Linked DNA regions of Homo sapiens: region 1 is linked to region 2. Evidence: read pairs that join two places in POLR2A ChIA-PET (ENCODE). Cell type or tissue: IMR-90. All regions are shown on one strand. Links, peaks and the distances in the headings refer to the core of each region. The heading gives the core; the rest is flanking DNA.

Region 1 (15,627 bases), core at 2,765-10,764, 96 kb before region 2:
CCCCCACTCTCTTCTGGCTTGTAGAGTTTCTGCTGAGAGATCCGCTGTTAGTCTGATGGGCTTCCTTTTGTGGGTAACCCGACCTTTCTCTCTGGCTGCCCTTAACATTTTTTCCTTCATTTCAACTTTGGTGAATCTGACAATTATGTGTTTTGGAGTTGCTCTTCTTGAGGAGTATCTTTGTGGCATTCTCTGTATTTCTTGGATTTGAATGTTGGCCTGCCTGGCTAGGTTGGGGAAGTTCTCCTGGATAATATCCTGAAGAGTGTTTTCCAATTTGGTTCCATTCTCCCCGTCACTTTCAGGTACACCAATCAGACATAGATTTGGTCTTTTCACATAGTCCCATATTTCTTGAAGGCTTGGTTCATTTCTTTTTACTGTTTTTTCTCTAAACTTCTCTTCTTGCTTCATTTCATTCATTTGATCTTCAATCACTGATACCCTTTCTTCCAGTTGATCAAATCAGCTACTGAAGCTTGTGCATGCATCATGTAGTTCTTGTGCCACGGTTTTCAGCTCCATCAGGTCATTTAAGGTCTTCTCTATGCTGTTTATTCCAGTTAGCCATTCGTCTAATCTTTTTTCAAGGTTTTTAGCTTCTTTGCCATTGGTTCGAACATCCTCCTTTATCTCAGAGAAAGTTGTTATTACCAATCGTCTGAAGCCTTCTTCTCTCAACTCGTTAAAATCATTCTCCATCTAGCTTTGTTCTATTGCTGGCAAGGAGCTGCATTCCTTTTGAGGAGAAGAGGCACTGTGATATTTAGAATCTCCAGCTTTTCTGCTCTGGTTTCTCCCCATTTTTTTTTTTATCAAAGTTTTATCTAACTTTGATCTTTGATGATGGTGACGTACAGATGGGGTTTTGGTGTGGATGCCCTTTCTGTTTGTTAGTTTTCCTTCTAACAGTCAGGACCCTCAGCTGCAGGTCTGTTGGGGTTTGCTGGAGGTCCACTCCAGACCCTGTGTGCCTGGGTATTATCAGCAGAGGCTGCAGAACAGCAAATATTGCAGAACGGCAAATGTTGCTGTCTGATCATTCCTCTGGAAGTTTTGTCTCAGAGGGCACCTGGCTGTATGAGGTGTCAGTCGGCCACTACTGGGAGGTGTCTCCCAGTTAGGCTACTTGGGGGTCAGGGATCCACTTGAGGAGGCAGTCTGTCCATTCTCAGATCTCAAACTCCATGCTGGGAGAATGACTACTCTCTTCAAAGCTATTAGACAGGGATGTTTAAGTCTGCAGAAGTTTCTGCTGCCTTTTGTTCAGCCATGCCCTGCCCTCAGAGGTGGAGTCTACAGAGGCAGGCAGGCCTCCTTGAGCTGTGGTGGGCTCCACTCAGTTCAGGCTTCCAGGCCACTTTGTTTACCTACTCAAGCCTCAGCAATGGTGGGCCCCCCTCCTCCAGCCTCGATGCCACCTTGCAGTTCGATCTCAGACTGCTGTGCTAGCAATGAGGGAGGATCCGCGGGCGTGGGACCCTCTGAGCCATGCTTGGGATATAATCTCCTGGTGTGTCATTTGCTAAGACCATTGGAAAAGCACAGTATTAGGGTGGGAGTGACCCGATTTTCCAGGTGCCATCTGTCATGGCTTCCCTTGGCTAGGAAAGGGAATTCCCTGACCCCTTGCGCTTCCTGGGTGAGGTGATGCCTCACCCTGCTTTGGCTAACGGTCCATGGGCTGCACCCACTGTCCTGTACCCACTGTCTGATAAGCCCCAGTGAGATGAACCCAGTACCTCAGTTGGAAATGCAAAAATCACCCATCTTCTGCGTCGCTCACACTGGGAGCTGTAGACTGGAGCTGTTCCTCCATTGTATCTAATTGTTTTCATCTATCAGGTATGATCTTGTCACTTGAACATCTTAAGAGAGAGGTACTATTTGCCAAACCTCAAACAGTTCTATTTGTTCTGTGTGCCTTGAGTAATAATTTAATCCAAAAATGGAGACATGTTTATTAATAGGCTATAGAATATTTTTCAGAGCCAAAGCAGAAGACGTGGTGACTGTTAGCCCTGAAGGCAGAGTTTTTCTGCTTAAGGAGTGAAGTAATGCAGAGACAGGGTGGAAGGAGAGAAAAGAAAAATGAATAAGATTTATTATAAGGGGAAAATAATGAAGAACTCTGCAGAATCATTCCCTGAAATTTACTTAAGAAATAGAGACTTTTGCTCTTTCTCCCCCTCCTCCCCCTTCTCTTCCTCTCTTTCTTTCCCCCTCCCTTTCTCCCTCCTTATTTTATTTTATTTTATTGTTGGTTTTTTGAGATGGAGTCTCACTCTGTCACCCAGGCTGGAGAGCAGTGGCGTGATCTCAGCTCACTGCAACCTCTACCTCCCAGGTTCAAGCAATTCACCTGCCTCAGCCTCCCAAGTAGCTGGGACTACGGGCGTGTACCATCACGCCCGGCTAATTTTTTTATATTTTTGGTAGAGACGGGGTTTCACCATATTGGCCAGGCTGGTCTCGAACTCCTGATCTCAAATGATCCACCCACTTAGGCCTCCCAAAGTGCTGGGATTACAGGCATGAGCCACCGCGCCTGGCCTTCTTTCATTTTAGGGGCAGCAGAGTGGAGCTTGTTTTGGGCCCTGATGAACTTGGATGATTTTCTGTCCCTGTTTCCTTATCGTACCTTACTGTACCTACCTTTTAGCTTTATTATGAGGCCTACTGAGTTAATATTTGTAAATCACTTAGAACAGTATCTGGGAATATGTGTTTGTTACATAAAATAAAGACTTAGCTCACAATGAGATTCACTGAGAAAACTGCAAGTATGTCAGAGAAAATTTTGCGTTGGCTCAGAACCAAGAGTGACTTACAAACACTTCTAAACTGTACCTGGAAGACATAGATCAGTGGCCTACATTTCAGTCACATATGCTAGACAGTTTTCTCTACCTTGTCTATGACAGTACATTTATTTCTCCTCTATTTGCCTTCAGATTACATTACAAAGTTGGCTAGTTTAAACAACAATCTGTGTTGTTAACCATCCTCTACTCTGCTGAAAAGGGAACTTCACCAACCAAAGGCAAACAGGAAGGTTAGTTAGGTTATGTAAGTCTGTGTACGGCCTGCAATCTAGATATTGCCAAAGCGGGATGAGGGGCATGGCAGCCTGGTCCCAGCAGAGCAGCAGGTGGGGATGATGTCACAAAGACATGGCAGCCCCAACACAAATCCTAACACTAAGATCACCATGGCAGAGAGCGGGCGGCCATGTAGATGCACATCCATGACTATCATGTGACTATTAAATCGTGTGACAAAAAAGAGGCCACAGTTGTTCACCAGCCACAGCTTTCAAAACAGGACTTGCTGGCAGGTGAGGCCAGTGTCACATGTCTTTAGAACCATCCAGGCAGCAGTTGCATGGCCCTAGGCATTTAAGATGACCTCAGAGTTGGGTTCCCCTCCCCACCACTTATCTTTAGGTTACTTGAGCAAGTTATTCAGCCTTTCTGAATTTAAGTTCTCAATAGCTCAATTGATGCCCTTATGGAAGGATTACTGTGAAGCTTCCATGAAGGATACACATAGCTTCTCTGAGCACAGTGCTTTGTGCATAGCAGATGGTCAGAAAATGTTCATTTTCTCTCCTGCTTCCATTTCTGCTCCTTGGCTGCTTGCATTTGAAGCAGGAATAAAACCTAGCTATTTCCCTGAAGAGTTCAACAAGTGTTGTATTACAGAGACAAGGCTGAGCCATTTCTTTCTTAAAAGGTCACTAACTATACGAAATTAGTCCCCATGATAAGGGAGTTTGCCTCTCGAGTCCAGAAAGTCACATGAGGGGGCAGGCAATCTGGCATATCGTGGGGACTTCAATGCAGTGGAAGTGATGGTGGTACCGAAGGGACCTGGCCACTGTCATTGACAGATGTGACTGAAAGATCAGGGGAGCTGCTTCTCCAAGACAGGCCAGGTGCATTTCCAGGCACATTTGCAAATTTCCAGAAACTGCAAGTCACCGTGCTCCCTTGTCTCCCAAGGTCCTGGAGGGCAGTCTGTTCTCCTCTGGGGAGAAGTCCATTTACACTGCAGAGTGGGCGTGATGCAGTCTCAGCATGGGCATTTGTCCCTGTCCTTCCCATTACTCTGCCCCCCTCCAGCCTCTTCTCAATATTCCTGCTCTCCAGTTCATTACTGGACAGCAGAGCCCAGCACTGGGCTATTCTAGAGCAGCATCTTTTTGGCACCAGGGACTGTGGAAGACAATTTTTCCATGTTTCCATGTTGGCTGGGGGAGGTGGGGTGAGTTGAGTGGGGCTGTGGGCATTAGATTCTCGTAAGGAACGTGCAACCTAGATCCCTCCTGTGTGCAGTTCACAATAGGATTGAAGCTCCTATAAGAATCAAATGCTGCTGATCTGACAGGAGGTGGAGCGCGGGCGGGAATGCTTTCTAGCCTGCTGCCGTCCTCCCTGCTGTGCGGCCAGTTCCTAACAGGCCATGGTGTGTGGCTGTGGCTCAGGGGTTGGGGATCCTGGTTCTAGAGGACAGGAGGAGAGAAGAAAAAGAAGTCGGCTGCTACTTTCAGGAAGAGCTCAGTGGTATGCAAGCCAATCTTCGGGTTGACCTAGCCTGCTTTGTAGCAGCAATTTCACCCTTCACCCTGCCAGTGGCCCGGTTAGTGGTGAAAACCTCCAAGTGGGAAGGAGGATCCATTAGAATAAATCATGAGGAACTCCTCAGTCTGTCTCTCCAGCCCTGTCCTTGGATCTCCAGTTCATCGACTAAATCCAGCTGCCTGCTGACAGCTGTGTGGGGGGTGGAGCAGAGGAGATGTCAAGGGTGCACTGAAATGGAATTGGCCCCAACCCACTGCTTCATTTCCAAGGCTTCCCTTATCCCCCACCTGGACCCGTTTCTCTTCCAGTTCTCCTTTGCTGAAGCCAAATACAGAACTTACCTAGTTCCTGTCCTGCCCTCACCCCTCTCTAAACGAGTCCTGTTTCTGAAACATGTCATAGCTCTGCTCTTCTCTGTCCCCCACTGTGTCATATTGTCCGAGCCATCATCCCTTCCCACCTGGATTACCCTGGTAACCACCTACACGGATATGGCTGCTTCTGGCTCATTGTGTTAGTTTGTCAGGGCTGCTGTAACAAATCACCGCCAACTGGGTGGAGTAAACCACAGGCATTTACTGTCTCGGTGCTGGAGCCTGGAAGTTCGAGGTCAGAGCATCAGCAGGGCTGATTCCTTCTGAGGCCATGAGGGAGAATCTGTTCTAGGACCTTCTCCTGGCCTCGGGGGTTTGCTGGCAATCTTTGGAGTTTTTTGGCTTAGAGGAGCATCACCTTGGCTTCTGCCATTATTTTCACATCATTTTCCCTCTATGTGTGTCTGTCTCTGTCCCAATTTCCCCTCTTCATAAGGACGCCAGTTGTATTGTATAAGGGCTCACCTGAATTACTGCATTATAACTTGATCATCTCTGTAAAGACCCTATTTCCAAACAAGGCCACATTCTGAAGTACTGCGGGGGCTAGAACTTCAATCTATCTTTTTTGGGAAGACACAATTCAACCCTTAAAGCCGTCTAATTCATTCTCCCTACAGCAGTGAGCATTCTTTGAAAAGGCAAATCAGAGCCCATCATTCTCCTGTCCCAACCCTCTAGCCGATTCCCTTGCACTGAACTGAAATTCTGAGCCCCTTATCCCTGGCTGGCATACAGAAGCCCCATTTATCTTGTCCCATCCACCTCCCTACCTTCCTCCTGTCCTACTTCAGCCTTTTGTCTGTTCCTTAGATACAGCAAGCTCCTCCCCATCTTAAAGATTTTGCAGTAACCCTCTCTTCTTTCTAGGAAGCCCTGTCTCCTGTTTGGTCTGTGACTGACTACTTCCTGTGGTTCAGATCTCAGCTTAAATGTCACCTCTGCAGGGGGCCACTTTGACCCCCAGCTCAAAATCAGACATCTCATCCCACCCCTTACACCACCCCATTGCAATGCTCGGAATGGCCCTTATCAGTGTCTTGTTATTCATTTTATTTCTGCCTTCCACTCTAACCCCTCTTAGAACATCAGCCCCGGTTGGGGGGTGGGGGGCATGGACTTGTCTGTCTGGTTCATTATTAAACCCCCAGCAGTAAGAGGAGTGCCTGGCTCCTAGCTGGCACTCGGTAAATACAGGTCAGATGAATGAATAAATAGATCTGTCCCTGCTCTCTTTTAGCCATGTTTTTGGCTAATTTTGGATGCTGGTAGGCACTTTGTTCTGGCAGAATTTTGTAGGGCAGGGTTTCTCAACCTCACCAAGATGGAAACATTGTAGCTGAGTAATTATTTGTTTAAGAGGTGTCCTGTGCATTGTAGGATTTTTACCAACAGCCCTGAACTTTACCCACTAGATTCCAGGAGCAACCCCCCACTCCTAGGTTGGGACAACCCAAATTGTCTCTAGGTATTACCAAATTTCTCCTGTGGGGCAAAATCCACCCCTGCCCCCTACCACTCAGTCATCTCCATTGCAGGGCCAGCCACAGCTCTTACAGGACAGCTGTAAGAACAAGAGTTCTGGGAGGCTTTCAATTACACCCATCTCCAAGTGGAACTCTCCAGGCTAAGAGGATGATGACCACCAGCAGGTAACGCAGTGAAGTTGGTGGCCTGTCCCAGGAGAAAGCAGAGTGCAGGCTGTGGGGCAGACAGACCTGATCTTGATCCCAGCTCCATCTCGCACTAGCTGGGTAAAGTAGACAAGCCACTTAGCTTATATTCAGAATGGAGATGGGTGGGATTGCTAGGTGGGGTTAGTAGGAGACAGTGGATACAAACACAAGGCCTGGTGCAGGATCACGCGCTGTAGGAGCTGGGCTAATGCGGCACTCACAGCAGGGAGCTCCGGGCTCCTGGTAAGGATGGCATGGAGAGCGCAGGGAGAAAGGGGACTTGGCAGCCGTCCACTGAGGCCTATACTCATATCCAATTAACATACTTGCTCTAATTCTCTGGTCCTTTGACTCACTAATTTTCTGGTTCCACAAAGCCTGACTGTGCCGTGAGCATCTGCAGCTGGCCAGGGCCTCAGGGAGGCTGTGGGAAGGTGGAGAGAGAGGCAGCCCAGCCGGCAGCTGGGCGAAGAGCCTCCCAGCACAGATCTCTTTTTATCAGCGCTGAATTCCCCCAGCCAGTAAGTACCCCCTGCAAAGGGGTGCGGGTCCTCCCTCCCAACTCCTGCACATTTTCCTTTTGTGACTTCATTCTGCTTCCCAGGCTCTTCTTGGCATGAGCTGAGGGGCAGAGGTTATTGGGAGGAAAAGAGAGCAAAAGCTAAAACATAAGAAAGCGCATCTGATCCTCTTAAAAGAGTCTTTCAAACAGCTACACGGGCATCCACTGTGAGGCCTGAAATATTTATATCCAGCAAAGGATCTATGGGAAATGCCTCCCTGATTTGAGGACAGCTGTAAGAACAAGAGTTCTGGGAGGCTTTCAAAGTGGGAGAACAGAAGAAACCACATTTGAACTTCTCTTAACTTAAAAAAAAAAAATAGCCTACCCAATTAACTAACTGAATTCTAAGGAGATAAGCAAAATTATTGTTAATTTATTTTATTTATTAGAGACAGGATCTCACACTATCACTCAGGCTGGAGTACAGTGGTGTGATCTCAGCTCACTGCAGCCTCGACCTCCTGGGCTCAAGCAATCCTCTAGCCTCAGGCTCCCAAGTAGCTGGTACTACAGGCACGCACCACCATGCCCAGCTAATTTTTTTGCTTTTTGGTGGAGGTGAGGTCTTACTATGTTTCACAGGCTGGTTTCAAACTCCTGGGCTCAAGCAATCCTCCCACCTTGGCCTTGAAAAGCGCGGGATTACAGGCATGAGCACAGTGCCTAGCCTTAATTAATGTTAAATTAGTTTAAAATGTATTACACCTAAGGTATTTGTGGGGCAGGTGATGGAGGGAGGTGGTAGTGGCTGGAGTGGGGACTGTCCTTGGCAGATGGCGTCCACTTCTAGGGCCAGCTCTATGGGCAAGTCTCAATAGGAGTGACACTGGAGGTTGTATCAGAACCAAGGTACAAATAGGTTGAAAGTCTCAGGAGTAGAAACAGAGCGCCATGGGAGCTATGGAGAGCCAGCAGGTCTGCAGAACCAGGCTCAGGGGCCAGGGCCTCAGTGAGACCAGGGCAAACCTTCTTCTCAGGGGAGGAAGAGGGTGAATCGAGTCCCAGCTTCACAGCCTCCCAACTTGAAACTGCAGGAGAGAGCAACTGTTGCTACCAGCACACATGCATTTGTCCTGGGAAAGGTGACGGCTCGGGGGTCATGGCCAGCCCTGGACTGAACCCTGTGATTGCTGCTGTGATGGCTGGGATGGGCTCGCAGGCTGTCTCTGTACCCGGCTGTACCAACAGGGGTTGGGGTTATTTTAGAAAGGAAAGGGAGGGGTAGAATTGTGTCTGGCAGTCACCACCCCATGACTAACTCTCAAATGGTGGGTCATGTTCCAAAGCTCACTTCATTCAGAGAGGAACGAGTTGGCCAGACTCTTGAATTGGCTTTGCATGAACCTAAGAGGAACAAGAGGATTCCACTGATTTTTTAGATCTGAGTGTGTTGTCTTGTCTCAGGCGGACCTGCACTTGGAGCCCCAGAGGCAAAGGCAGGCGTAACCCTTCTGTGGTGGCTGCTGGGGTTCTTCTGGGAGCCCCGTCTGAGGACTTCCATGACCCCAATCTCATCCTTTCCCCTGATGTTCCAGGGCATGGCTTGAAGCAGGGAGCAGTGTGCTCTGGTGCCTGACCAGGGTGACATTTGCTGCAGTGGTGACTTTACCACTACTTTACTTTTTGTCACTAAGAAGTTTGGAAAATGAGTGCACCATCATAGTGTGTTTATTGTGTCCCCAAAAGATGTGTCTGAGTCCAAACCCTGGTTCCTCAGAATGTGACCTTGTTTGGGGACAGAGATGCTACAAATGTAATTGGTTAAGATGAGGTCATCCTGGATTGGAGTGGGCCTACTCCAATGTGACGGGTGTCTTTATAAGAAAAGACAGAGAGAGAGAGAGAGAGAACGAACACACAAATACCCCATGAAGACACAGACACAGAGGGCAGAAGGCTGTGTGAGGACAGAGGCAGAGGTTGGAGAGATGCCGCCATAAATCAAGGAACACCTGGAGCCACCAGGTGCTATTTCTTGCCTAAGATCCTCCAAGCAAGGATTCCTCCCTAGGACCTTAAGATGGAGCTTGGCCATATGACACCTTGATTTTGGACTTCCCATCTCAAGAACCATGAGAGAACAAATTTCTGTTGTTTTAAGTCACCCAGTTTTACAGTCCTTTGTCATAGTCATTCTAGGACATGCATATACCATCTCAAGGGGTTGTCTGCTTATGTTTGTTTTATGTGTGCATGCATGAGCTTTGTAATCCATCCAATCACATCCCTCATTCTAGTACAACAGGATCCCAAGTAACCTCAACTTTCATAATTATGATTAGAAAAATAAGTAAACATCTGACACATTTCCTATTTTTCTGGGTTATAAAGTCTTATCTGCTCTTCATAGGATCCATGGGGAAGGTAATGTGTGCACAGTTCACACACATTCAGCTCACTCTCCACCATAAGTGTTAAGATTTCAAGGGAGGTGTGGCCATTCCCAGTTCACACTGAGGCCCAGAAGACTGAATGGCTCCTGTAGTTTAGAACTAATCAGAGTGACTCTTTGGTTTCTGCCAATGAAGACCCAACCCAAGTAGCTCCAGCAAAGGGGCAGGTGTTTCCTGTGACCCCCCTCAGGGAGGAAAGCCCAGCTGGCCTTGGCAATGGTGGAATTTGGGCTCTGTCCTTCTTCCTAGTCAGTGCCCCTCGGAGTGGGCTGCTCTCTCTCCTCCCAGCCCCACAGGGCAGGAGACCTGGCTGCTCACATCAGCCCATCTTGGCCACTCGAGAAGAACTGACTGGCTTCCCTTGATTCCTGGTAGAAAATCCTGGGAAAAGATGGCTTGAATCATGGTGTGTAGGTTCTTACATTTGGATCAGTCACCTGTGAGCAGAGATTGGAGCCCTGTGATCAGCCAGGTGGGCATTTCAGCCCTAGACCACCACTGTGGCCAGGGAGTCAGGTTCTGGAGGAAGACAGCAGCTCCCAGTGGAACCACGTGATTGGAAGGAGTTTCCCAAAGGGGCAGACAAATGGATGGCGCCTGCTAGGAGCAGAGCTGGAAGTGGTAGCTGATAGAGCCAAGATCCTCCCCTCACTTGGGGGGCGCATGTGGGTGTTTAGAGGCCCAGTACTGTACTCTGAAGTCCTCAGCAATCCTTTAAGAATGTGATCCTGGTTCATGCCTGGTGGTCATTTAGATGAATTTGATGAGATTTGCTCACAGGCGACCTAGAAGCCAGTACTGTGTCTACAGGGAGTAGACAGTCAACAGAAGCGGGTTAGATAAGACTGGGGTGATCTCAAGCTGTGTCAGGGCCCGCCATGCTGATGCGGATCTTCCCCATTGTTACTCATCTCATAGGAATCACCCCCAAATTAAGGTTTAATCATTTATGCATTTGAAAAAAAAACCCATTTAGAATTTTACAAAAGATATTGTATTAGAGTTCTCCAGGGAAACAGAACCAATAAGATCACATAAAATTCACCATTGCAGAGACTAAAAGTGCATTTCTGTAAAATGGAACATGGCTACACCATTTAAGTCTTAAAGACAATGCTTTCCTTGCCTTGTTTGGATTAGTTTGATGGTAGTTCAGATGGTTTTGGCCATGATGTGAAACTGCGTTTGCTGTATTTTGCACACATGCATCAAGCCTTATTATTAAAAGACAGAGCTGAGATATAAAGATTGCAGTTTGCACAATACAAAATACTGTTTTTTTAAAAAAAGTTATGTTCCTTTATATAAATAATTTTTAAAAGTTCTTTATTGAGAACACTATTATTGCAGAAAGAAAGATAGCATCCTCTATAATTAAGAGTGAAAACATTTCCTCATGGTCAATATTTACTGTCATGTCTACTATTAACTTTCAGAAACTTCCCCTCTGTAACAGAAACATGAACTGAGAAAAAAAAAAGGAAAAACTAATTAAATCAAAACTTTCTCTTTTAGTTTTCTAAGATTTATCAGTGGTTAATTTTAGGACAAAACTACATTTGAGCATTTACCACTAAAGTAATACGACAAAAAGTCTTAATGTTTCATGTTGGGTTGTAACATGATTCTAACACTGGAATGGTGTTGGATTTAGTCACCATTCAGCCATCCACCTTTCTATGAATCCATTCTTCCACACATCTCTCCTTCAAATATTCATAGAGGACCTAGTAGATTCCAGACACCATCCTAACTTCTGGGCATGAGACATAAATAAGAGATTCCCTACCTTCAGAAGGCTTCTCTTCTATTAAGTGATGAAAAGACACAAAATAATTATTCTGTGAATGGTAAGTACTGCAATGGACATGAGGAGATGTTACTTTGGGAGCACATTGGGAAGGACGTAATCATAGCTACCTTCACCTGAGCGAGCACTCATTAGGTGAAGGGGTTTACATAGATTATCTCATTTCATCCTCTCAATAGCCCAGTGATGCAGGCACTGTTATCCTCCTCTTCATTTTACAGGGGAGGCCACTGGGACACAGAGGGTTGGAATATCTTACCCAAGATCTGACAGCTAGGAAGTGCAGGAGCCTCCTCTCGGGTCCTACATTCCATCTGAGGACTGGATCCTGCTGGAAGAAGGAAGGAGGTTTATCCAGGGAGGGTGTGCAGGTAGGAGGCTGTCGTGATTCATCACGGGAAGTCAATAAAGGGTGAATAAGGGCAGTGGGAGGGGCCAAGGACAGCAGTGGGGATGGTCAGAGGGGCCAGCACATCACATGAGATGACCGACTGGCTGTAGGGTGTGAGGGGAGGAGGGAGGCCAGTAGAGTGCCCTTGTTTCCAGCTGGGGGCTGCCATCAAAGCGGGCACTGTTCACTCAATCAGGAAGGAGTGCAGCAGGTGGAGGAGGCTGGGTGGGAAGCAGGTGGGTTCAGCTGTAAAATAAACCTTATTCAGTTGATGACCATGCATTCTGAAGTCCCTGCACACTTTGAAATCTCTGAGAAGAGGTCCTGCCGAGTCCTTCTGCAGCTGCTCTCAAGCTAGGAACGGCGGGGCTGCTCCTGACCGCTGCTTCTCCCCCAGCCCTGGGTGGGGGGCTGTGAATACCCTTTGGGTCCTCTTCAGGCTTCTCAGGAGCAGGGAAGGAAGGCCAGCACAACTGCGGATGCCCTGGAAAAGCCAGCCCACAGCCGGGGTCCCTGTGAGACAGCAGGAATCTGTCAGTGTCCCTGAGGAATTGGGGATCCCAGAGTGGGGACAGGGAGGCCCAGGGGAGGGGCTGGGGAAGGGACAGCTTCTTGTAGCCACATCCACCAGGAGCCAAGCCCCAGGCCCTGAATTTCATCCAGATAGACACTCAGGAGATTGGGAATTTATCTTTGTGTCAAAGGTGCTTACCGGATTCACCTGCCAAATGTTGACTTTATGCCGATTTACATATCCTATGTTAATTAGCTTTCTTAATACTGATATTTCCTAGAGTGTTTGCAAGATATTGTGTCAGGGGAAAAATATTTTCTTGTTGCATGAAAGGTACTCCTAAACTCAGCACCTGGTGAACCAAGGGGGATCATCATAAACATGTTAACAGGAGGCCTTCTGAGCAGGAACCACAGCAGGGTAATGCAATCATGAAAATCCTGTAAATACATTCCATTCAACCAAACCTCCTTAAATGGCTTCCAGCCCACATTTCCTAAAGGTTGTAACTTACTCTTAAGATTACAAAGATCTGGCTGGGCGAGGTGGTGGCTCATACCTGTAATCCCAGCACTTTGGGAGGCTGAGGCAGGCGGATCACTTGAGGTCAGGAGTTGGAGACTAGCCTGGCCAACATGGTAAAACCCCATCTCTATTAAAAATACAAAAATTAGCTGGTGTGAAAATTAGCTGGGTGTGGTGGCACGTGCCTGCAATCCCAGCTACTCAGGAGGCTGAGGCAGGAGAATCACTTGAACCTGGGAGGCGGAGGTTGCAGTGAGCCAAGATCATGCCACTGCACTCCAGCCTGGGCGACAGAGCAAGACTCCGTCTCAAAAAAAAAAAAAAAAAAATTACAAAGATCTTTTCAATCAAATGAATTGTTATGGTTTGAATTGGGTGCCTCCAAAGGTGTCAAAGTCTAGCCCCCAGTGCCCAAGAATGTGGCCTTATTTGGAAATAAGGTCTTTGAAGATAATCAAGTTAAGATGAAGTCATTAGAGTTAGTTCTAATCCAACAGGACTGTCCTTACAGAAAGATGAAATTTGAACATAGAGACAGGCAGGCATAGTGAAGACACAAGGAGGAGAGGGCCTTCTGCAAGCCGAGAGAGGCCTCGAGAGACCCTCCCTCCCAGCCCTCAGAATGAATGAATCACCCTGTTGACACCTTGATCATGGACTTCCGGCTCCTAAAACTGTGAGAAAACAAATGCCTGTTGCTTAAGCTGAGCAATCTGTGGTGCTTTGATATAGCAACCCTGGCAAACTCATACATGAGTTATCTCGAAGTTTGCATTTCGAAACTGCATCATTCCCACATCTGTGCTGGAAAATTATAATGGCTGCTGGACTGGGACTATGTATACATGAGAGAGCATGCCGGAGTTTACAGTCGGGCCAAGAGAAGATATCTCTGCTGCACAAAACTGAAAGGCATGGTGAGAGATGAGAAAAGTGGCACCCTGGTCACACTCCTCTGTGCTATGGCCATGCAACCTGGCACACTTGCTTCCTGGAGCCTGAGGTCTTGTGGGGCTCCCTCCAGGCTGAGCCTGCTAATGACTTCCTTCGAGGGCTGAGCATCAGAGTCACTGCAGTGCTTGTGGAAAATGTGGTTTCTATGGCCCCACCAGCCCAACACAATCAGACCCGGAGGGTGGGGCTGCAGATGTGCATTTCCACGAACACTCTTCAGGGATTGGACATGCTCCATGGGAACTGGACGAGCAAGGCTTAACTTTGCTTCTGTCAAACTACAACACAAAGGCAGTGAGCTCTAAGGAGGGCTACTACGTGCTTTAGGCCACTTCCGGAACCCTAGGACTGTTAATTTATTTAATCATTAGTCTGGTATTTTTAAAAAAGTCATGATTTCTTTTCTCGCCAATAAAAACACTGCTATTCTCTATGCATGCCTAAATTCTTTTCAGAGCCAGTTAACATAATTTATTTAATACGAGTCAAGATGACAATGAAGTAAATCAACTCTTGATTTGGTAACAGAGTTGCATTTCTCTGGGCAAGAGTAAGCTGAAGTAATTAACCAGTACCTTAAAGCTGATGATCATATTGCAAGAAGCAAAGAGAAATTGTTAATTTTTTTTTTTTGAGTTGGAGTCTTGCTCTGTCGCCCAGACTGGAGTGCAGTGGTGCGATCTTAGTTCACTGCAGCCTCTGCCTCCTGGCTTCAAGTGATTCTCCTGCCTCAGTCTCTCGAATAGCTGGGACTACAGGTGTCCGCCATAATGCCTGGCTAGTTTTTTTGTATTTTTACTAGAGACAGGGTTTCACCATGTTGGTCAGGCTGCTCTCAAACTCCTGACCCCAAATGATCCTCCTGCCTTAGCCTCCCAAAGTGTTAGGATTACATCTGTGAGCCGCCGTGCCTGGCCAGAAATTGTTAAAAATTTAATAATGAATATATAAGTTGGATAAAAATAGAGAAAAGATTGGGTAAAGATGATAAAGACCAAAATAGAAATTGTATGCTCCCAAGCACAATGTAGGATGAAGGAGACAGGAATTTGGAGTCAAAAATTCAGGTTTGCATTGCAATTCCAGCCTATGTGCAAATCAATCTGAGTCTATTTTATCATTTATAAAAATGATAATAGGAATAAGGAGAGAATGTTTGTGATAATGTGCAGCAGAATACCGCTCTCAGAGAAGTCTGTATTGGATTTCAGTTTCTTTTATTATTAAAAAGAAGAACAAGCTCTTACAAGGGTACTACATGTTTTGGGAAACTACTAAGAGTGGTCCTTCATTAAAAGCAGACATGGTATGTATTGGCAATCTTTCAAAAGTGAGTAATCACTTGCTGACACCTCGACCTTTATTGCTCGAGATGAGGTCTGTGGACCATCCCACTGACAGCACCCAGGAGCTGGTGGAGATGCAGAATGTCTGGCCTTACGCCAGACCCACTGGCCTGGAACCTGAATTTAAAAAGATTCCCAGGCGTATCACATGCACATTAAAACTGGAAAATACTGCCCTGGCCTGCTGGATTGGGGAGAGATTCAGGACAGGTTTTTGGCTTACAGAAACATAAAAGTGTCCCTACTAATGTTTATATATATGTGAGATACGATATAATATGATATGATATAATACAATATAATATAGCAGAACATAATATAATTTACCAATTCAAGAATTTCAAATTGGGTTAGACACTCCTCTTTTAAAAAACAAGTAGAAGATTTTTGGAAGCCGGTAGTGCAGTCGCCACATAGTTTTTAGATCTTCCTAAATCCCACGTGAAAACAGACAGAATATCTGCATAGCCAAACAAAATTAACGAACAACATTTAC
Region 2 (15,627 bases), core at 3,139-11,138:
ATTGATAACGATAAAAGAAGAAAATCAATCACCACCAATACAAAATCCTAAGGGAATCAACCAAAGTGGAAAACTATATATTTTGAGCAGAGGCTTAAAAGAAGGGAAAATTATGGCTTTGTTAGCTCTTCTCTCCATTCTGCAAGCATAAAGCAGGTCTGCGTAATTTATTTTTGAGGCTACTCTGTAAGCCTATGCTGAGACGCGGTGAGTGCTTGCTGTGAAATGGTTCATTAATTCTCCTCCTGTTTTGCTGCATTGAAGCAGATGATGATGATTAACCTAGCAACATGGGGAAATAGACAAATCACTCTGAACCCCTGGGATGGGGAAACATTGCTCATTGTGTGTGGACAATCAGATTTTTCTTCCTATGTCATAAACGTAGTGTTGTTCTTTCTCTTCATTTATCTAAGTTCTGTGCTGCAGTGGTGCAGTTCAACATGAGGATGTTTGTGTCCTACTCTGAGCTCCTTTGTGATAATATTTTTTAACACAGAGGGTCCCAACTTACCATGGTTTGACTTGTGATTTTTCAACTTTGCAATGCTACCCATACAACCATTCTGTTTTTGACTTTTAGTACAGAAGTCAATAAATTACATGAGATATTCAACACTTTATTATAAGATAGGCTTTGTGTGAGATGATTTTGCCCAACTGTTGGCTAAGGCATGTTTAAACTAGGCTAGGCTAAGCTATAATGTTGGGTAGGCGAGGCGTATTGAGTGCATTTTCAACTTATGATATTCTCAACTTACAATGGGTTTATTAGGACATAACCCCGTTGTAAAAGGAGGAGGATCTGTACATGCACCCGGGAGGGTTTTTTACCCTGTCTTGAGGGCAGGCTGGTTTTGAGGACTGATTGAGGGAGGGGCAGATTCCATATTCGGAGGGTGAGGGGTGCACTAATGTGGAGAGTTAGATGATGGTCTCTGAGACAATGTTGAGTGGAGAGTAGAAGGTGCTAGCAACCTGCCCACTAAATCTTCTGTGCAAGCCTTGGGAGAAGCAATGGCTTTATGCACAGGTGTCAACCTACTCAGCTCAGTTACTGGAGACAGCGCTAAGCCCAGGCTGTACAGAGCAGGATCTGGGGTCTTTCAGCTTCAATTCTGCCAATGAATGTGGGACACATCTGGCTGGTCTGATATTCAGGATTGTGTCCAAAGGGCGAGGGTGCCTGCACTGAGGGACAGATGTGAGAGGGGACAGTCCCTGCTTCAGTCACATGGAGATATTCAACCAATTTTCTGTAATGGTATAGAAGAGAGGAAAGGAAAGTCGCTGGTGGCCGGTGACCCTGGGGTTGAGAAATTGTGCAGCAGGTCAATGACCACAGCAATGCAGCCAAGGCCTGGGCTGGCCAGAGGACAGAACGACTTTCCTGGTTTTCTGTCGGCCCTGTGAACTTGGCTGGGGCATGGGTGAGTCATGGTGAGTGAGCTCTGGAATTCTTTGATCCATCAGGGAAAGGAAGTGGGATTCTTGCAAAAGCAAGAAAAATGATCTTGCGGGATACGAAAAAAGCTTAAACCATGTGATGATTTAAAATGAGGAATAAAGGAGATTTGACCTCATGTTTAAGCCAGGCTGAGGGAATGAGTTGTGTCTGCTACAGAGACCATATTTTTATGAAGTGCAGCAAAGCCTTCCAGCTCCTTGTGCTTTTCTAATACATAGGAGTTCTAGGAATGTACTATAAAACACTCAAGTAACAGAAAGGTTGTGTCAGAAGAACAGTATTTGTTTAACATCCTCATACGTGCAGAACAGGAGTCACGTTCAAAGGAAGACTGAAGGCAAAGAAAGTCAGAGTATGAAACAGCATGTTCACCGGAAACAGAATTTTATTTCTGAGAGGGAGCTTGGCTGGGGTTTGCCGGCAGGCAGAGTGACGGCAGTGAGAGACTGAGTTAGTTGGCGATGGCTGCCTAACAAGTGATCACAAACTCAGCAGCTGAAAACAACAAAACAGCCCATCCTCATCATTTACAGATTCCGTATTTGTGAATTCTCCCACTGCTGAAATCGATTAGTAACCCCAAAATTGATACCCGAGGTGCTTTCATGCTCACTGGTGGATGTGCACAGAGCTTTGAAACATTTGAGTCACCCAAGGCACACATCCCACTGAGTTGAGCAAAGCAACGCTCTGCCTTCTTGCTCCAGCTCGCACGTTGTAAACAATTGTCCTTTTCACAGTCTATTTAGTGCCATGGTTTGTCACCAATTTGTGTTTTTGATAGTGATTTCACTGTTTAAGATGGTCCCAAGCACAGCACAGAAGAGCCGTCTGGTGTTCCCAAGCATGAGAAGGCTGTGATGTGCTTCCTGGAGGAAATCCGTGTGTTAGAGAAGCTTCACACAGGCATGAGTTGTGGCGTTGTTGGCCACGAGTTGTTCAATGTAACGAATCAACAATATATATTAAATCAGGTGCCTGTCAATAGAAACACACATAAAACAAGGTTACGTGTTGATTGGGTGACCAAAAAATGTTGTGACCAGAGACTCATAGGAACCTAACCCTGCATTCCCCATAGCAGCAATGGTATTTGCTAATTCGGTGTTCATGGTGACTTCACAGAACATAACTATGGTGTATAATGAGAATCAACTGTGCATTTATCCTCTTGCGACTTCTGTGGGTCAGCAGACTGGGCATGGCTTAGTTGGGACCTCAGGTTCTTACAAGGTTGTGGTCAGATATCAGCCAAGCTGCATGCCTCTTCCAAGCTCGTGTGGTTGTTGGCAGAATTCAGTCCCTTGTGGCTCTACACTGAGTCCTCTTTTCTAGCTGGCTGTAGCTGCAGCTGTTCTCAGCACCTAAAGGCTGTCTGCAGTTCCTTGCCATGTGGTGTTCTTGCAGGATGGCAGCTTATGTCTTCAAGTAATCTCACTCCAGTCAGCTGTGAGAGCATCTCCTACAGCAGCAACCAGGGACTGATTTCATGGAAGACAATATTTCCATGGACCAGGGGTGGGGTGGGGGGCAGTCTCAGGATTATTCAAGCACATTACATTAATTGTGCATGTTCTATTATTATTACATTGTAATATATAATGAAATAATTCTGCAACTCACCATAATGCAGAATCAGTGGGAGCCTTAAGCTTGTTTTCCTACAACTAGATAGTCCCATCTAGGGGTGATGGGAGACAGTGACAGATCATCAGGCATTAGATTCTCATAAGGAGCACACAACCTAGATCCCTCACATGCGCAGTTCCCAATGGGTTTTGTGCTCCTGTGAGAATCTAATGCTGCTGCTAATCTGACAGGTGGTGGAGCTCAGGTGGTAAGTGAGCAATGAGGAGCGGCTGTAAATACAGATGAAGCTTCGCTGGCTCACCCACCACTCACCTGCTGCTGTGCAACCTGGTTCCTAACGGGTACTGGTCCATGGCCCCATGGTTGGAATACCACCTTGCATGTAACATTACCTTTAGTGAGGGGCATCCCATCACCTCTGACATACTCCATTGGCTAGAATCAAGTCGCAGGTTCCACTCAAGGGGAAGGGTCACACAAGGCTTGACTCATGGGGGGATCACATTAAGATGCAGCTGCTGTAGAGACTGACCCCAAATCTTCCAGAAGACTCCATGCAAACCCAGGAAAGATGAGATGTCACTGATTACTCAGGAAAGAGCTAATAATTTGGAAATTCATGTCAACAGAGGATGAGTCATCAAGGCTGTGTCTTGGTGTAGAAAGGATGCTGTGTGGGAGGTCTCCTGGGTCCTTGTGCCAGCTCTATCAGTACCTGCAAGAATATCACAGGGCCTCAATTTTGTCAGCTCTGCTTAATGGGCTGTGTGGTTAGAAACCCATGGATACGTGCACTGCAGGCATTTCTAAATGAATAAAGTGATGAGCTCAATGCATCACAGTGGGTCTACACATCACTCAAACTGTGGGGCAAGTGCCCAGGGAGGCCCTGCTTCTTCCTATTTTCCTTTTGTTGAGAATTCTTCAGACGGCCCCCATTTCATGATGCAAGTTTTAAGGGAATGAAAATCAAAACACCCAGAATTTTAGAAATAATTATATTCGCTGTTACCCAGGTCTAAAATTTGCCAGGAATCCCCATTATCCACACTAAGCACACCCACAATGTGCACATCCCTGCCTGACAGGCCCATGGCCAGGGTTCTCAGCAACATCTGTTCTGCTGTGGGTCCTGTGGTTCAATAAGAATTGGGGTGAAGGGTGTGTGCAGGGTACCCGGAAGTGGTTCCATTATGGGCATACATGTTATCAGAGGTAACTCCATAATTATTTACACAATATCTCTGACAATCCATATAGTGCTACTGAGGCAGCTGTAAGCTACCCATGCTCCTCCTGGATCTAGGAATACAGAAAGGATTGGGTTTTCTGGTGTCTGCAAAGTGCATGAACATGCGTGGCCTAATTAAGTTCCATTTGGGAGGAATACACATCAACGGGGCCTTTCTCTTTAAGAATTGTTTCAAGACTACAGTCCTTTTGTTTAAGAATGGCTTTGTTTGCCTTTTATTTGGAGTTCAAAAGCTATTAGCCATTTGAGTTCCTGCCTCTTCCCTGGGCACTCAGATGCAGACTGCAGATGGCCAAACAAAGACCGGTTCTTGTGCCCCTGTGCCCCAGGCCGGATTTTCCCGGGCCCTTCCTCTAATATAGCATCTTACACTAACATTTGCTTTTTCAAAGCCATCTTTTCCGAACAAAGGCTTCTTTCTATAGATGACTCCTAATAAGACTCCCCTGCCCCCAAAGTTATTTGCTTCTAGCCTTTTACAGAAACATATCCCAAAGTTCTCAATTCAGCAAGAGGCAGGCAGCCTGGACCAGAGATTTTCCACCATTCTCAGCCCTGACTGGTCGAATCAGGTTCTTTGTTTCAGATTCAAAGTTATTTCTGTGTAAAACAAAGAGGCTGAGTTAGATGATCCCCAAGTTCCTTTTTTCCGCTCTAAAATGCTAACGTGAGGTATGGGAATGCAGAATAACTGCTATGCCTAGCTCCCAGCATTCCCAGGGAGGAGCAGAAGTGCCTACTCAACATTCAGATTCCTAGGCCCCTGCCCAGACCAACTGGATTAGAATCTTGGGAGGTACAGTCTGGGAATTTATATTTATAGCAAGCTCCCCTAGGTGTTTCAGACATACAGATTTAGAAGCAACTGGATGGCATTTGTTTAGAGCAGCATGTTTCTGCTTGCAAGAATAAGCAGTCCATTTAGAACAGCAAGAGAACACCTGCTTATGCTGCTGGTTAAACAGGCTCTGTCTTTTCTTTAGGAGACAGGTGTGTGGTGTTTGGCTCAGGAAGAAAACATAGCAAACAGCTATGGAAACAATGATCTCTTACTCAAGCAAATGTTTGCCTTCCCTTCCCCCCCACTTTTATCCCAACTTCAACCTCGGTGGTGAGCAAATACAAGTTTAGACGGTGCAAAGGCACTAAAATGATGGCAATAGAAAAAGCAGTGGCCCCTCTTTGTTTTGACAACTCCATCCTTTTTGCCAATCTCCCTGAAGGAGATTGAACTTCTCTGTTATTTAGTCTTATTTTATTTGGGGACTGGAAGATGGTCTTCCTAGTCATTTACCTAGCTTTTTACCCATGAGTACACACATCAAAACTTTATCAGGAAAGTAATAGGTGTCATTTGTCCCTGTTTTGAGGACTGATAGAGGCTGGGTGATCATCCTACCATAAGATATTGAAGGAAGACAATCTCTGCTTCATTTTCCTGAAACCATTTCCAGCTGCAGTCCTGCTGGCTTTTACCTGCTTAGATTAATGAATGCAATCTCAGGTTGCTGGCACTCTTTTTTGTAGAGGAAATATAAATAATGTGAGGGTTCGCCTACAACCTGGCCCTGTGATGAAACAATAAGTGGTCAGTGCTGGGAGGCTGTGCAAAGAAAGCATTGTACTGCTTTCTTCTTTAAAATTGTCCCAACATCCACTAACTCATTCAGGAGGACTCTGGTGTTCACAGTAGATCACCCTGAGACCTCAGGGTGGGTCATATTCTATCCTATAACTCAGGTGTTATTCTGAGGTCATTGTTTTGAGACAGGAATAATATAGGTTGGTCACAAGAGAATAAAACATTTCAGGCAGGAGTTTCACATGACTACAGCCCATGGGCTGATAAGACCCTGAAAAACCAGGGTGTGGACCAAGCTGGATGAGAATGACTGGAACCAACATGGCACTGGATTTGACCTAGGTTTCTCCTAGGACCTCATTATGTGCTCATTAACATACTAACCACACACCCACCAGCACCATGATGGTTCTGAGAACACCCATATTTGATGTAAAAAATGGATGGCACCACAGTTCCAAGAAATCTTCACCTTTTTCCAAGAACTCTTCACCTTTTTCCAAGAACTTTCATGAATATTCCACCCCTTGATTAAAGAAATCCATAAAGGTAGCAGCCCCAAACTCCATCTACTTAACTCTGAAGTACACCCACACCTCCCTTTTTAGAGTTTGTACTTTTCCCTTTGTGATAAATCTCCATACTTGCACTATTTTCTGACTCATACTTGAATTCCTTCTCGTGAGGATGTCAAGAGCCTGGGCACCGGCTGGGGTCAAGGTCTCACCGGTGTTCAGGGATCTCCCCCAGCCCACTGGTATCTGTATCTCCCAGGGAACAACTGAGCAATGATTCTCAGTGTATCTTCCCTGATGTGTGGGGGCATGAATGCTGCCTTGTGTGGTGTGACTGTTTGACTGGCTTCCTAGCCATGTTTAGCTGTTGGTTTTGCTTTGTTTTGTTTTATTTTATGTTTGTCCTCATGAGGAATGCTAAGAATGATGAGTGAACAGAAAGCAATTTAGTATCTAGATTAGAAGAGCTCAATGACATGAAAAGCTCCTATAAAGCTTCTCAAAAGGAGTCTTACGGTTTTTTTTTTTTTTTTTTTTTTTTGAATGTGAGCTTGGAATATATTTTGGCTTTGTCTTTTTGTCTTAATGAAATCCTCTCTTCCATATTGCTTTTTATGACAAAATCTTAGAGCTTCCAAAAGGCGATGCCTGGTACAGCTTTAGAGCAGTCTTCCCAGGACAGCTCTCCCCTCCTCCTGCTTAGAGAGTTGACAGTGAGATGGGCTCAGCATTTTTCCACTCTGGGCTTGGACAGAGCATTGTCCTCTGAGATAAGGGATCTAGATTGGTATTTGTGGGGACAGAGATGAGATTATGAGATAATATTGGGCCAGTGGACCCAGAAAGACCCAAACTTCAACCTTACTTTGTCTTTCCTCCCCTTAAGGTCTCCAAGAGAGGTACATGCCCAGAGAACAATTTCAGGGGAACATCACTGTTGAAGCTCCAGCCCCATGCACTAAGTTCCAGTGTAGTCTCTGCAGCTCAGAAGGGTTGGAGCACATGATGAACCAATTTTGATCCTAAAGATGAAGTCATAGAGGCAATTTCACCCTGAGGCCAACACAAAGTTGGTCCTGGGTGTCTGTCTCAGGACACTCAAAGGCCAGGAAAGTTCTCATATGAACCTCTAACCTCAGCTACATGAGGAGAAGACAGAGGGAGCTTAGAACAGCCCAGTAGAGAGAGAGTCTGGGAATCCAGCCAATCTACTCAAAGGAAAGCCTCTTAAGGAGAGAGACTCCATACTCTCTGCTTGACCTTTAACTTACTGACCTTGGGGCTATGATCTGGCAGATGGGTTTGTTCATTTCACCTACCTCTCCATGTGCCAACTGTGTAGTGGGGGTAGGGTGCTGACAGAGAGAAGAGGGGAGAGAGAGGCTCAAGCCAACCATCCCTTCCTCCTGGTTCTTTCTCTCTGAGAGGCCAGTGGACTTCATACCTGGGGGCTGGATCAAGCAGGACGGTTGCTTTCCCTGCAGTGCTTATGTGCAGAGCTGAATAATGTTTCAGGAGAGATCTATCCACTCCTTCATGGGGCAGTGTCTCCAGTCCTTACCAACACACCTCACATCCATAAGGGATCAGTGAATGCCTCTTGATGGTTCTGAAGAAAGCTTTCAAGCTGGCCATGCCTGCCAGTATGACTGCCTGATGAACATCTATGCAGGAGGAGGAAAAGAGTCCCCTCTGTTCCAGTACCCTCACAGTATCTCACAGACCTTCCAGGGAGAGTCACACAGGGTAACCCTCAGCACATGGCAGCACAAGTTATGTGGTACAATTCTGCTCAGTAAAAAGGATGCAGACTTGCTACTATTCTATAAAACCTATCCCATTATCCCCCGTAAAAAGTCATCAAATAGTTGTAAATGCATTTCACTCTGTAACCTCCGTGTTTCTTATGACATCACTGGAACTGGCATATTTCCTTGAGAGCCTCAAAAGCTAAGTTATTTCAATACCAAATCTTTCCCACATCTCACTTCCCTGAAGATCCAAAGATCCAGAATACACAAGAAAATCACAGCACTGGCTCCAAGTCCACAAAGTTCAACCCCAAGTCACAACATTTCCATTTTATTACTTATTAGAATGCATCTAAACAGCATAAATCCTGGGACAGGAGGATGGCTGTTTCCTTATGAGCTGGTTCCAGACCTGGGGACCACTGTTGAGCTCTCTCCTAAAATGTCTTACCCTTTAGCACACGGTCAGCAAACTTTTCCTCCGAAGGGTCAGATAGTAAACGTTTAGGCTCTGCTGGCCATAGGGTTTCTGTCATGGCTACTCAACTCTGCCATTGTAGGAAGGCAGCTGGGTGTGGCTGTGTGCCAATAAAATTTCATTTACAAAAACAAGCAGTCAACCAGATTCAGCTGTGGTTTTCCAGTCTCTGCTTTAGCACATAAAGGTCAGGCCTAAGGGCTGAGACCCTCTTGTGTGGTCAGCCCAGACCCCATACCCTTCCCTAGGGGTGGCTCTCCCCTTGTGAATAAGGCGTTTGTGCTTGGCCTTGATTGTCTGGGCCAGGGATGTCCTGTCCCAAGCCTGGCCACGTGAGTTTTTTTCTCCAGGAATGTTTTGAAATGCACATGGAAAAGAGCCCATTGCTCTTCGGTGGTGGAAGCCAGGACGTATGAGTCCCAGGGCCTGCTGAGGACACTCACCTTGCGGAGAGGGAAGGGAGCTGATACTCAGAGCACAATGGAGATTGGAGGGGAAGCAGAGCTCCTATGGTCAGGCTCTTGCCTAGTTACAGGTGTTCCTGATGCCCATCTTTATCTCATTATATGAGAAAACTCAATTTCCTTTTCATGAGCACCCCCTTTTGCTCCAACTAGTATGACCTGAAATTTCTGTTTGTTGTAACCAAAGGGATCTTCATGGATCCTCCAGGTCATATCCTATAGGACCCAAATATAATATTTCCAATAATTAAAACCAGTGATTCTCTGAGGCTCCTAGTTACATGTCTGGTGATCAGTCTTGCTTCTTTATAAATACCTAGTTCCTAAAAAAATCAGCTGGGTGCGCACTGCATTGATGACAAGAACACAATTCTCATTTCAGAGATGGTAGAGCATCCGTCGACACCAATTTCAAATGGTGAATGCAGCAGCCATTGTTTTTTTCTGCTCCAAACCAAAACCCTACCTAGTGACAATCTCTCAGGTTCAAGGGTTTCAGAGCTCAAAGACCCAACTGGGGTTAGGGGAGCCCATCGCCCACTTCACTTTCCTCGCTGCAGTCCTGACTGCTGACTTTCAGGGCACTGGGCCATGCACATCAGATGGGCAGGCTGGGCTTAGGCAGGGCAGGAGTGAAAGGCTGTTCAGTTTCCCAAAGTCTTCAGCCCTCAAGTTTTTTGATAAGAATGATGTCACCAGTCTTCCACAGAGCTTCACTGTTTGTGCTGGGAGGCAGAGGTAGAGCCTGATAGGCAGTGAGCCCATACCGGGCACCAGGCCTCTGCATCTTTCTCATGTGGGTTTGGTTATCAGTGCTCTGCAAGGGGCAGGGAGGAAACTGATGCTTCAGGATTTGCACTTAACCTTCAAGATACCATCAGAAGCACCAGCCTCTGCCAAGTTTTCACCTGAGGTTTCTCAGGTCCCCAGACAAGGGACATAGAGGGAAGGACATGCAACCTGAAAGGCCAAGCTGATGTGAGCTCGTGGAGTTAGGGCAGAGACAATACAGGGGTGTGGATTCTGAATGCAGGCTTCATCATGTCAAACCCATGCTTTCAACATCTTAGTGGTGGAATCTCCTTTTAAAGAGAATCTTATAAGAAAATTCAGGATGTAGCAGTCTGTGGCAGAGAGTCTGGAGCTGAGCTGGGGGTGACTGGGCCCTGCCTGCCGGGGACTCCTCTCCCAGTGGCGGGTCTGTTGGGGGCTTGGCAGGGTCAAGTCTGACCATAAAATATATGATGTTAATAAACAACAAGTAATTGTTACCCACTTTGCATAATGCACACTAGAAGCAAGACTTGTTTAACCTTCAAGAAGTGGCTGAAGGTGACCTGAAGGAGGCCTTAACTTGAAAGGCTCCTAATTGGAAAGCACACTGAGTTGGATAGGATTCCCACTGCCTCCCCCAACCCCCGCACTCCCCACATCTGCTTGCCATTCTTCAGAGCTAGGATCCCATGGCAACCTTCCCCCCTCACCTTTGCAAAATTAGTCCTAATCCATCTGCTCACTACCGGGGAGGTCCTGCTGCTTATCCTGCCTTCATCTCAGAGCTGAGTGCTGGCTTTGCAGCTTGCGACAAAGAGCGAGGGAATCAGTTCCCTGCAAAGACCAAACACAAGATGTCAAAAAGGGAGACCCCAGGGGGACGCAGCTGAGCCCAGCCTGGCAGCAGCCCACTCCATGTAGCAAAGAGGTGACCACGCCATTGCAGTGACACCTACTGAAGCCTTCCTGTGACTGAGCACCGTGGATTAGGAAGGCTTTCATATAGATTCATGTACTTATTCTTCCGAGAGATTCCCCTCTGGGCTTCTGGTTTGCTAAGCCCAGGGGTAGCCGTGTGTCTCATTTAAGCAGCATCATGTAAAGCCTAGGTCTGGCAATGGTAAAACAAGGTCACGTTTCTGTTCATGCTTCTATGTTGAGGATTACATATTGCAGTGAGTTGTCTTAATGGCAGAGCAGGGTACATTGAGATATTGACAGTCATGTGAGGACTCATGTTTTGTATAAGAAATATGTAGAATTTTGTTTTCTATAATGTATTTATATCTGTTTAATAATAAAAATGATGTCTATGTAAAGCATGAGCAAAAAATCGATGCTCTAGGGAAGGGTGGCACCTCCTATGTGAGTGTGGAGCCTGGACCCTTTCTACTGCCTGACTTAAAAAGCAAGGCAATATTTTACCTGGAATCCTTCTAGGCCCTAAGGAGCTGGAGTCTGAGTTGAGGGTGTTTTGCTGCTTGTTGGAACCACACTTTCAGCGACCGAGGGAAAGTCCCTGGATTCCACTTAAGGCAATCGTGTGCATTCAATACATAGTGGGGAGGGTGATTAAGAAAAAGATGAGTAAGACAAAAGCAATTTCCTTCAAGGATTTTATCATCTTACAAGGGAGTTAAGACATAGCCCAACTCATGGCAAAGAAGAGGTATTTTTTACTTTGCAAAATAGCACAGATTCAAAGGGAAGTATAATGGTGAAGTTCCAACATAGGTGCTGGGGACTTTTCAGAAGGGCCTGATATGAGGCTTACCCTTAGGTCCCCATAGGAAAGGGCAGCTTGACTACAGGTGCCAGAAAGAGGTAGGGTCCCATATGGAATGCACTGGAGGCCCAGTGGTGCCCATAGAGACACACACATTCATCTTCTTGGAAGCATATACACCCAAGAGGTTGAGGGTCCTGCTGTCTCCCGGAATCAGGCCAGCACCTCCTATAGTCAATTTGGAGTCACTGCCCCCTGTTGGTTGTTCTGCCTGGCAGATTCCTGATGTTAGCTCCTGTTTTCCTGGTTTGCCTCTTGGTGGCTTCCATTGGGATATTGCCTCTGCGCCTCTTGGACTGGGTCCAAGGTGTGCTCCCAGGTTTTCTGGTACACCATGTCCCCCAGTTTGGGTCTTGCTAGTCCATGCTCAGCAGTATCCCTGGAATGGCTATAATTTTTATGTAGGGAGAGGGTGGAAGCTGTGGTTGCTCTTCCTGGGTATGAATTGGCGCCCCACTTTTAGGGACAGAGGAAGCTCTTGGGAGGTCCACCAGTAGTGACACAGCACTGGCTGTTTAGGTTCATGGAAGATAATGGGGGCTATGTGGGAACGAATGAGGGGGAAGACAGTGAATAGATTAATTCATAGCCTTCCTATGTTTTTCTTGCTGCAGAGCCGGTTAACCTTTCTACAATCTCATGGGCCAACTTTGGCTTAAGTATCGAAGCAAGGCAGCCCCTGTTCTCACAGCCTCAGCTTACAGAAGCAGAGAAGGAAAAATAAAATCTAATAGGAAAAATAACATTGATCTGGTAGTAATTTGAATTGTAATTTACCATCATCGCATTTCCCCTTACTTTGAAGTGATTTTCCATGAATTTTTGTGTGTAGATGGAATTCTGTGTTCATTGTGTTCAATTTCCTTCCTTATTACAAAGTCTGTGGCTACTTGTGGAAAACTCAGGAAGAGTAATTTTGGCTTGAAGTTCTCTCCTTTTGCAAACATTTTCTAAAATGATGTGTTTTGCATACATATGATCTGGATGATTTTGGTAGCTTCTCTGCCCCTCCAAAAACCAGTTCAGTTTTGCTCATACTCCAGATTGCACGGTCTGAAGTTCACTTCCTGCCCAATGATATCTGTAAATTCTTAATCTTGCTTTCCCTTTCTTCCCATCACCCTGGGCCAAATACTAGATTTTTCTACTAGGCAGAAGCCCATTCCCCAGCAGCATGTTTGGAACTTGAATTTCTTTGGTGGAGGGACCTTGCATCGGAATTTCTTCATTTCCTTGCTTGACATGAAAGGTTTTTTGTTTTTTGTTTCCGTTTTCGTTTTTTTTTTTTTTTTTTTTTTTTGAGATGGCGTCTCGCTCTGTCAGCCAGGCTGGAGTACAGTGGTGTGATCTCGGTTCACTGCAACCTCCGCCTCCTGAATTCAAGCGATTCTCCTGCCTCAGCCTCCTGAGCAGCTGGGATTACAGGCGCACGCCACCATGACTGGCTAATTTTTGTATTTTTAGTAGAAACAAGGGTTCACCTCATTGGTCAGGCTGGTCTTGAACTCCTGACCTCGTGATCCGCCTGCCTCAGACTCCCAAAGTGCTGGGATTACAGGCGTGAACCACCGCGCCCAGCCGAAAGGCTCTTGTTAGCTGTGTATTCTGCTAAGGGGAAAGTTTCAACTTGTAACCCCGTGTGAAGATGGCGAATCCTTTTCTTTTTCAGAAGTCACTCCAATACCTGGTAGTCCAATGTCAGTAGGCATTTTTTCTGCCAGTGTTCAAGTATAAATGCTGGATAACGGAGAGATATTTAAAGATCTCCTAAAGATAAAACTAGCACCTGAGTCCTAGAAAGGAATTTGGAGTCAGCATTTCTATTGGTTCTTACAATACAGGTTTGAATTGAATCGTCTAAGGAAGTTTCCAAATTACATGTTTTAGGCCTCAACTCAAAAGCCGGTTTGGAGTAGGGCCTTGATAACTCAATTTTTCAAAACCTTTGTAGGTGACTTTTTTGCATGCTCTTAGTTCTGAATCACTGAAAGGTTAAACATTTCTCACTCTGCAGATGAAGAAATTGGATAGCTAAGAAATTAAATGACTTCGCTGATGTTTTTTTAATGGATATGGTGAATTGCTGATTGCTGGAGGCCCTATCAGGTGGTAAATACCATGAGGCAGGAACAGCCTATCCAGCTTCCAATCCTACTTCTAGCAATGTGTACCTCACTGCAGGTGTGCGGTAACCCAGAGTAGAGTGGAGGTCACACTGCCGGCCTGTGGCTGAACCTAGCTCAGAATCTTGGGAAGGGTGTGATCAAATGGAAAAGCATCTGTGTTCAGGGTTCCTCGCTTGAGGACCCAGGTGTGCCATTTCCCAGCTGTGTGAGCTTGAACAAGAAGCTTAAGTGTTTAGCCTCATATTCGTTGTTTGCAGCAACAGAGTTCTTGAGAGGATGAAATCACACAATCACCTTAAAATGAGTGGGGAAGTGCTAGATGCGTTATATAGACTTAATGAAAGCTATTTTCCTTTTTGTTATAATCCAGTGCTTTGTTAGCTAATATGTTTTGCCTATAAAATTTTTACATTCCCTTGCAATAAACATTTGAAGACTCTATTGAGATGTCATCAGGGCAAGGTGAATACTCTAGCCGACGTCTGGAATTTCTTATTACTTAGGATACAGACGATGCCTTTCAATTCATGAGCCAATTTCTCATCCTATCTAATTCTAGTTCCCTTCATTACTTCAAAAAATTTCCCCCTGAATTGCCAAAATGAGAACTTGACCCATTTATTTTTCCATTTGCTGTCTGAAGAGCACATTGCACTTCAATTTTCTCCAGCTTTATGGTTATGACATTTTTTCCTACCATCTTAATCACTATCAGCCTCTGCCGACATACAGTGAAACACTGGACAATTATAAATACCTGTGTATACAGATTGGAAAATGCTGATTTCAGCAACATCGGGGCTCATTTGCAAGATTTCTGATGACTTTTACCTCTCTCAGCAATTAAAATACAGCATTGCAAAATGGTACTATTGGATTCTGTCTAAGGTTTGTTGATCAAGGGACAACAATGGAAATGGTTTTGCTCCCTGGTGAAGCGGAGTATTCTCCTTTGGCCAAGACTTCTTTAGAATCCTGAGCTAAAGTAAAGAGGTGAGACCTGCTCAGCCTGCAGGATCACCAGTGGTTTTATTGACCCCACGGTGTCTTCCACAGCAGGAAAGTGGACTGTCCCACACCAAATACGACTTGGAGAAGGAGACCTATGCTCAGGATTTCATAAGTAAGCCATTGCCCATTTATCAAAATAACTTCTCCTATCTTCTCCTATTTCTGACCCCTTCTGTTCAGATAACAACCTAAATCCTATTATGAATAGACTAAAAGGAAGATTTGTTTATTGGTGTCTTCTTCCGGACAACCCATGATACAATTGGATATGAGATCCTAATGTGCCTAGGTTTTTCCTCCCGAATTTCAGTAGTATACATTGTCAGAACACCAAGAATTCTAAAAACAAGCTTTTTAGATTCTCCTTTTTGGGGGTTGGGGAGAATGGGCTACCATGAGAATAAATGTTGCTCATTCATTACCGTGGGACCCGTTTCTGAGATCCCGGGTACACATGGCAAGTGCACATTCATTCCACTGTCGCTTGGCTTCCTAATAAAGTGGGTGTGACGTGTTCAGGGCCCTATGACAGCTTTCCCTCATCTGTCACTCTGACACCAGCCTTCCATGGCTAGAATTCCTAAAATCAAGAACTAAATCTCTATACAACAATTAAATAATAACAGGATAAAATAAATGGTAAAGAGATAATTAAAGCAATGGAGGGAATGATGGGAAGCTACAATGAAAACAGACAAAACTTTAGGAAAAACAGAGGTGAATAGAAAAACGAAACCAAATGCAAAAGTAAAACAAATTCATGTTAAAGATGAGAAGGCTACAATCAAAGTGTCAAAACAGTAAGATAAACATCGTGAACTAATTGAGAA

The links. ChIA-PET counts read pairs that join two places held together with the same protein. Peaks named below come from ENCODE experiments on the same cell type or tissue, not always from the same donor. Only the 100,000 strongest peaks of a DNase experiment are listed, where the experiment ranks them.
Region 1: POLR2A ChIA-PET joins it to region 2 with 16 read pairs; 5 of 35 experiments call an interaction of 5 or more read pairs at or near these places.

What each region holds. Positions count from the first base shown.
Region 1 is chr2:234,761,675-234,777,301 of GRCh38, reverse strand. No RefSeq gene overlaps it. Among named protein-coding and RNA genes, the nearest start is that of LINC01173, 87 kb to the right of the region's middle. RefSeq lists enhancers at 3,998-4,497, 4,498-4,999, 11,261-12,460. In IMR-90, for the core only: no CTCF peak of the experiment used is centred there; a DNase peak (open chromatin) is centred at 7,111; H3K27ac peaks cover 2,524 bases.
Region 2 is chr2:234,666,059-234,681,685 of GRCh38, reverse strand. No RefSeq gene overlaps it. Among named protein-coding and RNA genes, the nearest start is that of LINC01173, 8.8 kb to the left of the region's middle. In IMR-90, for the core only: no CTCF peak of the experiment used is centred there; DNase peaks (open chromatin) are centred at 3,685 and 6,715; H3K27ac peaks cover 3,034 bases.